3 separate regions of the Mus musculus genome follow, and all the other regions are linked to region 1. A link is a loop called in an ENCODE intact Hi-C map of the cell type or tissue named here. Cell type or tissue: heart. All regions are shown on one strand.

What was found. Hi-C counts contacts between places; a loop is a spot of excess contacts. Peaks named below come from ENCODE experiments on the same cell type or tissue, not always from the same donor. Only the 100,000 strongest peaks of a DNase experiment are listed, where the experiment ranks them.
Region 2: it touches region 1 in a loop (2.8-fold over the local background); 4 of 42 quality-filtered maps call a loop at or near these places.
Region 3: a loop joins it to region 1, with 2.0 times the contacts of the local background. A loop is called at or near these places in 4 of 42 quality-filtered maps.

What each region holds. Positions count from the first base shown.
Region 1 is chr4:86,747,434-86,749,933 of GRCm38, reverse strand. It overlaps Dennd4c (DENN/MADD domain containing 4C), which reads right to left and starts at 1,379. Exons shown (of 32, transcript NM_184088.1): 1 at 1,022-1,379. Gm6521 (predicted gene 6521) reads left to right here and starts at 530. Exons shown (of 1, transcript NR_168733.1): 1 at 530-2,409. In heart, CTCF peaks have their summits at 1,341 and 1,548; DNase peaks (open chromatin) are centred at 1,153 and 1,443; H3K4me3 peaks cover 2,132 bases; H3K27ac peaks cover 1,898 bases.
Region 2 is chr4:86,650,677-86,653,176 of GRCm38, reverse strand. It overlaps a transcript of Plin2 not described here. Among named protein-coding and RNA genes, the nearest start is that of Plin2, 18 kb to the left of the region's middle. In heart, a CTCF peak has its summit at 1,106 (motif pointing left); no DNase peak of the experiment used is centred here.
Region 3 is chr4:86,668,885-86,671,384 of GRCm38, reverse strand. It overlaps Plin2 (perilipin 2), which reads left to right and starts at 1,326. Exons shown (of 8, transcript NM_007408.3): 1 at 1,326-1,440. In heart, no CTCF peak of the experiment used is centred here; DNase peaks (open chromatin) are centred at 1,334 and 1,924; H3K4me3 peaks cover 1,568 bases; H3K27ac peaks cover 1,813 bases.

The DNA of each region.
Region 1 (2,500 bases):
AAGTCACATAATGAGTTCTAGATTCGAGGTAGTTTAGTATATTTACATGGTTATCAAATCAAATGAAATGTTTACTGAAAACCTGGCCAACAGGACACTACACCTAAGGATCTTTTCTAGCTTGCTTCTTGGAAGCATGGAGATAAGACGGCAAGACCTATTTCTAGGGACTCGAGTTTGCACACAATTAAGTAGCCTAAGTACGTCAACTGCTCAGACTACAGTGCATGACCTCTCTAGACAAAATCGCACAGCAAGTTGTGCTCTCAGTAGGCAGGAATGACGCCTTCTCTCACATTTGCTCAAGTAACTACAGTAACTGCCTTAAATTTTCCCGTGTGAAACCAACGAAATTTGAAGGGGAGCGGGGGTTGGGGGGGCGGCATTTTAAAAACTGGGTCATTCCTTATTTGTTCTCTCCAAGCACATTCTTCGGGAGGGAAACGGCCTACGAATCACAAAAAGGGGAGGGGGAAGAGGTGACAGCATCTCCAATGCTTTAAAGTTACGGCTCTTACAAGAGTCAGCACTTAGGGGCTCATTAGTTGGCTTTATTTGAGTTTAGTCACTCCAGAGCTGAATGGAGCCTTCCTATAAGTTATCCCCAACAAAGCAGCCCTAAACATCAGCCACGGTCCGGCAGAGGAGGAAATGCCCTGGATTCACCTGCGGCACCTGCCTGCACCCCGGTACCTCCACCTCCGCAGCGTCCACGGATCCTTACGCTCCACCCCAGCTGCCACCGCTCAGCACCCCGCCGGCCGGGCCAGGGCCGGAGAGCCTGGTTCCCGCCTCACCCCGGCGGCAGAGGCCAGGCCCGGTCCCTGCACCGAGTCGATCCTCTCGAGGCCCTCCGGCCGCAGCCTCTCCGAACGGCAGCCCGCGGGCTCCGGGGACCTCCCGCCCACTCACTCAGCGACTAGGCCAGCCGGCCGCTCCCCTCCTCCCGCGCGGTCCCGCACGCTACCTGAGCGGCCTGGCGGAGCGGGAGGAATCGGGCAGGGCAGCGGTGCGGACTCACCTGCGCCGGCCCAGTCGGCGACTGTCCGACACCGGAGCTTCCTGGGGTGAGAAAGCGCCGGCTACGCGGCCTGGGCACCCTCCGCTGGCAGGGCCGGGACTCCGGGGCCCCTCTGCGCCTGCGCCTCCGCGCGGCCGGGTCTCCAGGGGACAGCCTGCAGCGAGGGCAACTGCCGACCGAAGGGCTCGCGGGCCGCGGGCGCTGCGGGAGGACCGACGTCTAGGCACTGCCCGGGGCGAGACTGTCCGGACCACAGACCGCCATGTTTCTGTTCCCTATTCTTTTTTGCCTTCCCTTCCTTCCGCTCTTTTCCACAGAACACCACTTTCCCTCCCTCCGTCCCTCTCCCTTTCCTTCTGCGGGGGCGGTAGAAAGGACGCGGGGGGTGGGGTCCGAGGTCGGACCCGCCCCGCTAGAGCCACGCCCCTGTGGTTGGGCTCCACCCAGAGGTTGACCCACGCCCCCAGACTCCTACCAAGCCTCAGGCTCAGGCCACGCCTCTGCGCTTGTGCCCCGCCCCGCGAGCGCCCTCCTCCTGGCAGAATTCTGGCGGACCTCGGGGCGCTCCTTAGAATCCCGACGCCGAAGCGAGAGTCCTCCAGCTCTCCTGGCGCTAGTTGTAACCTTTCTGTTTGTTCTGCGGTGTTTTGTTTTGTTTTGTTTTGTTTTGTTTTGTTTTGTTTTGTTTTGTTTTGTTTTGTTTTGTTTTGTTGCGGTTGCCTGTGGCAGGTGACTACCGCCTCTCCAGGCTCAGGTTTTCAGAGAATGAGAAAGTGACTTAGAATAGCTCAAGGTCAATGAAAGAAAAAAAAAAGCCTAGAGAGACTTGCAGTTTCTCTTTAGTAGAGGCTGGAAGTTCCACCCATAATTGTGTGACCCCAAAGTCTGAGTGACACTGGAGGGCTGCCCTTCTCTAAGCCATCCAAAGACCTCTGAGAGACCTTAGCTGCGTTGTCTTTCTCTACTTCTATCCAGATTTTGATAACGCCAAACGAGTAACTCTTTAGTTTAGATAATCGTAATTTGCTGCCTCTCAAAGGTAACCTAGATCTCGAGGTAAACATTCTGAAGCTGATGGTTGTGAGCCTCAGGACAGAGTGCTGAGGATTTGACTCTGGTCCTAAAGAGAGCAGCAAGTACTCTGAAATAATAATCTCTTTAGCACCCAATTTTCAGTTCTGCAGGTACTGAAGGACGGAATTGGAGAGTCTTCACTGTAATGAAATTTTGACAAAATATTTTAATTTGTTTTGTTTGTTTGGCAGAAGGTAAGGTGGTGTGTAGGGTCTCACTATTTAGCCCTGGCATTTCCTGCAAGTCTTATTTGTAAATCAGGCTGGCCTTAAACACTCACCCTCCATTGCTGGAATTAAAGACTTGTGCTACCACTTGGTGACAATTTTTTTAGGGTATCAATTTTTCAAGGAACAAATAGCTTAAAATAAGTTACAACTTTTTTCCTCTTGGCAAAAGACAGAT
Region 2 (2,500 bases), 97 kb after region 1:
AGAGGGCATTAGACCCCATTACAGATGGTTGTGAGCTACCATGTAGTTGCTAGGAATTGAACTCAGGACCTATGGAAGAGCCGCCAGTGCTCTTAACCACTGAGCCATCTCTCCAGCCCTTTAGAAAGCCGAAGGAATTAGGAAGCAAATAGGAAGATTAATCTGAAACAAAACATAGAGTGAGTTTATAGTATGTATATAGGTAACAGACTTATCTATAATCCTTTACTAAAAACAAGACCCTTAGTGTAGGCTTTATAAAATATTTTATTTTTAGAAGTTCCTTGACACAGGACCTAATGGTGCATATCTTAGTCCCAGCAGATCAGAGCAGGCCTGGTCTAGAAGATGAGTTGAAGGCCAGATTATTTGACATTATGAGACTTAGTTTCAAAAAATAAAATAAAATAAAAATTTTTTAAAAAAAATCAAAGATGGGCTGTTGACACAGAGCAGTATGGGGAATCAAGAGGGATCTTTGGAGCTGGAGAGGCAGCTTTAGTGATAATGTGTTTGTCTGATATGTGCAAGATCATGGCTTCGGTGCCTAGCATAGGGAAGAACAGAGCAAAACAAAATGCTCAAATGAATCAGATACAGAGGAGTGGACATTGGTTAGGTGAATCAGATGCAGAGGTGTGGACATTGATTAGGTGGCTGACAATAGATAATAACAATCGTTATAACCTGCACCTATTCTGAGAATGCTAACTTCCTCGGACTCGTTAAGTCAAGAGCAAACCACTGCATTGCTCCCCAGAGCATCCCACTGAGGGCAAGTGAGTGCGGGCAGCTTGGTGTGGCCCATTCGGAACAGCCCATTCGGCTGTTTCTAACTGTTCAGTATAGGAAAGCAAAGGAAACTGACCTAGATGCTCCAGGCCCTCTGGGATGCAAGCACATTCTCAGGCTCACAGTCGGCACTGCGAGTGCACATTTACCAGCAGTTTAAATCCCTACGGATAGCCTTTCTATTCCTGTAGTTGCCTCTTACATTATCCGGGACCCAGGGCCAATCAAAAAAGACCTGAAAGTGTTTAGTGGCATCTTGTGGAAATTTGCCATACTGTGTGAATTCATGATATGTAGCGTGTGAATGGTGCCCCCTAGGGGTTGCGTGATGAATAGCCTGAAAACAAAAAACAAACAAACAAACAACAACAACAAAAAAAACCGTGGTATCTCTGGCTCAGGATATTCTAGTTTTCATGACAGAAAGAACAGCTGGCTTTCTGTCCTTGGGGAGGGTCTATGGCTACCTCATTGGTGCCGCACTGTGCAGGCCATACTGACTCCACCCTCCATCCTCACCTGATAGTCATCTTTTCAGCAAAACACTTCTTACAGGCCTGCTTTAGCAGTATGTAACTGCTTGTTCATGCCAACAAAACAAGTATTTATTTTCTAATTCTGGGAAATGAGTGTGAAGCATTGCCCAAAGCCCTGAAAAGGTGGTGGGCAAGATCACCAACTTAGAACTTAAACTCACCAAACATGGTAGACCATGGCTACTTTTAGCTGCCCCTTCCCTCTCCCATTTCCTTCATAGCACACAGGTTGACTATGGAGACAGCCTAATAGTGTAAAGGAACTTGCACACTGAATTAATGGGGTTATATGGAAGGTGAGTTGTTCATATGGCCCTCCTAAACCATCCTAAGGCCTTAAGTAAGTGAATGTGGGTGGATGGGGGGCGTGGTGCATGTGTGTGGGTTAGTAGAGGGGGTGGTGTTGGTGAAGGTGGATGGGTTGTTGGTTTTAAGGATTAGAGCTCTGCAAGTGGAACCTCCAACATTCTCCAAAGGATTGGTATGTAGGTCACTAGTGTTCATTGATGCCCTTTCACAAGTGAGTGCACACCATCTTTATTCTTCACCTGGTAAGTTGGATACTTCAATGAAGAAAGAGGTTGAAAAGAACTAAGGAGTATAGTGGGGACTTGGTCCAATGTCTTACTGATGTCAAAGTGCAGATACAGAGACAGAGACAGAGACAGAGACAGAGACAGAGACAGAGATACAGATACAGATACAGATACAGATACAGATACAGATACAGATGATACAGATACAGATACAGATACAGATACAGATACAGATACAGATACAGATACAGATACAGATACAGATACAGATACAGATGATACAGATACAGATAATATATAGAGTTCCCATTCTAACACTTAACTCTCTGGCAGGAGAAAACCACAGCTGGCTTTCTTGTTTGGCAACTAGAAAACTCCTGTTTCTCTCTTTTGTGTTACAGTTTCATGCTCTATCTTATAATTTAGTAAAAGCAAATATAGTGCACCAGGCATGGTGACTCATGCCTGCAATCCAAAGATTTTTAAGGCTGAGGCAGGAGAACCTGCCACAAGTTTGAGGCTATTCTAATCTTGGCTATGGAGTCACAAAAAAACCGCATGTACACAAATATTATGTTATGACATAGATTTAGTAAAAGGGAAAAATATAAAGGAATGGGTATTAATGCAAATGGT
Region 3 (2,500 bases), 79 kb after region 1:
TGGCATACATACATACATACATACATACATACATACATACATGCATACGCATGTAAAACACAATCTTTAATAAAAACATCCAGAGCATCTTTGGACTTCCAGACATTTCTTCTTTTTCTTTTTCCTTTATAATTATACGGTGGTGTCTTCCAGTGCCTGCAATGGATTGATTCAGGCACACATATTAATGAAGCCAGTTTGGCTCTTTGGACCTTTGAAAAAGTAAGCAGCGCTTGTGTGTATGCAACTTTGGGGAAATGATTGACGTGGAGGTGAGTGCTGCCCAGAGTTCAAATTCCATAGCTCCAAAGGCACCTTCCACAAGCCCCGGTTAGTAGGGCCCAGCACTGTTGCTGTTGCTCTTATTACATATTCTGGTGACAGGGGATCTATGTAGCTAGGGCACAAGAGCTTCCTTCCTATCTTCAACTGTTCCTTCTAGTTTCCCTTGCAAGGAACTAGAAGGCCTGCACCTGTATCTTTTTCCAGGAAAGAAATTCCCTGAACCCTTATGACTCCAGATGGCTGTACAACTTTCAAGATCAAATAACCCAGTTCACGTCCCTGCCCTCTCGACAAGGATTAAAAAATGATTCAGACCACTTAAAAATATTGCATAAGTCACGATAAAGTTGGCCATCTTCCTTAGTTGTTGGCTGATATCACTAAGGAGCAATTTGGAATTGTTTTACTAAAGAAAACACAGAAGAGAGGCTCAAGCTTTGCTTGTGGAAATTCAGATCAACCTTTTAATTAGAAGCTTTTGATAAGTTGTCTCTCTTTGAGAACGGTATTTTTTCTGGCCTAGAACTCACAACAATCCTCCTGCCGCAATTTCCCTAGTGCTGGCTGGGGATTACAGACCAGAGCCGCCACATCCCATGGATGAATTGTTTACATCCATAGAGCAGTAAACCAGAAGTCCCTACAGGTCATTAACGTGTTGGAATTCCACACATCTTTGTAACTTTCTTGACTTAAAGTAAAAGGTTAGAACCCGAACTTCCAGTTTTGAAGTGGTCTTTTCTGAAGACTCTGGTTAATTTGTCTGCATTTTCCAAAACCCCAAGACGCCCTGCATCTTTGCAATGCAGCTTTCAGGACCCCTGACCTAAGTCAGACAGCAGAAGGCCTCGCCCCGGCTGGCTCCTGCTCTTCTTGTACTGATCTGGGATCTCAGGGCACTGGGCTCAGGAAACCAAGGAGGCCCCCGATATTGTGGCACCAGGTTGGGGTTCCCACGCCCTCATCCCCAATGAGTGGCCCCAGAGTCCCAGTCCAGCCCAGCACAGGGTTCAGCGGCCCCAGGCAGCTGGGCTATCACGTGGCTCGGAGGCTTGGGCGGGGCAGTCAAGCGATATTTTAACAGTCGTTCTGGCCGCTTTGCTGTGTGGTGATCTGGACCGTGCGGACTTGCTCGTCCCTCAGCTCTCCTGTTAGGTAGGTCCTGCACCAGATCTGGCCCTCAGGCCGCTGCTGCTCTGCCTGCACTGGGCTCGGAACTGCAGCAATGGGTCGGTGGGGGAGGAGGGGGGAGGGAGCAGCCCCGGGCTGGTTGGGAAAGCTCTCGCTTTTGTTCTAGAGTTTTCCTTTCTGTTTGCACGTCCTTCTGTGGTAGAGCAACTTGCATTTGTCCGGTCGAGGTTTTATTTAAATGGAAACACCTCACAGAAGAACTTATAAGGTGCATAGTGAGAATTGTCTGGGTTTCCTTTAGTGTCCCACTAGGCAGCACTGGCTGCCCGCAGGCTCTCTATGGTCCAAGCTGGGCTGAAACTCTTGCTCCTCCTCTGCCTCAGCCCCACCTCACCCTTGGAAAACGGAAGGAGATATTTTATGGGCTGCTCCTTGGTATAGATACTGCTCGAAGCTTCTGCTTTCTGGACAGTTCTTCCTAAGGAACTGGGACTTTGGATTGGAGGCAGAGCAGTCTAGACAGGTTCTGTTGCTGGGCAGAAGGCAGTTTCATGTGGGTGTGGGTCACTGGGGATAGGAGATTTTACAGTTCCCTGGAGTGACTTTCTTGAGCTCAGTCAGCATTAAGGCAGCCACTGCTGGTTTCAATCTTGTTCACAAGAGTGGTAAACACCCTCAAGTATCAGTTTGATAGTCCTGATGCTGAGAGCCCGGCATGGTGGCCTGTACCTAATACCAACACTAGTGAAGTAGAGTAGAGAGAGTCAGCCTGGGCTTTAGACAGGCAGAGACTAAGTATAGCAAGGGCCATCTTTAATTCTAGCACTTGGGAGGCAAAGGCAGGTAGGTCTGGTGAGTTCCAGGCCAACCTGGCTAGCCAGGACTGTTACAAAGAGAAATACTGTCTCAGAAAGCCTACAGAAATAAATCCATTAACTAATTAAGGGCAGGTGTTTGGGGGAATCTAAGATGTCTTCTGTTTAAATGGAATTTTCTGCCTTTTGGGTTAGCATTTTTGAGAACAGGCATTTCAGAGGCATTTCTAGTGTCCCATTTAAGAGACAGGACAATGACTACTCTTTCC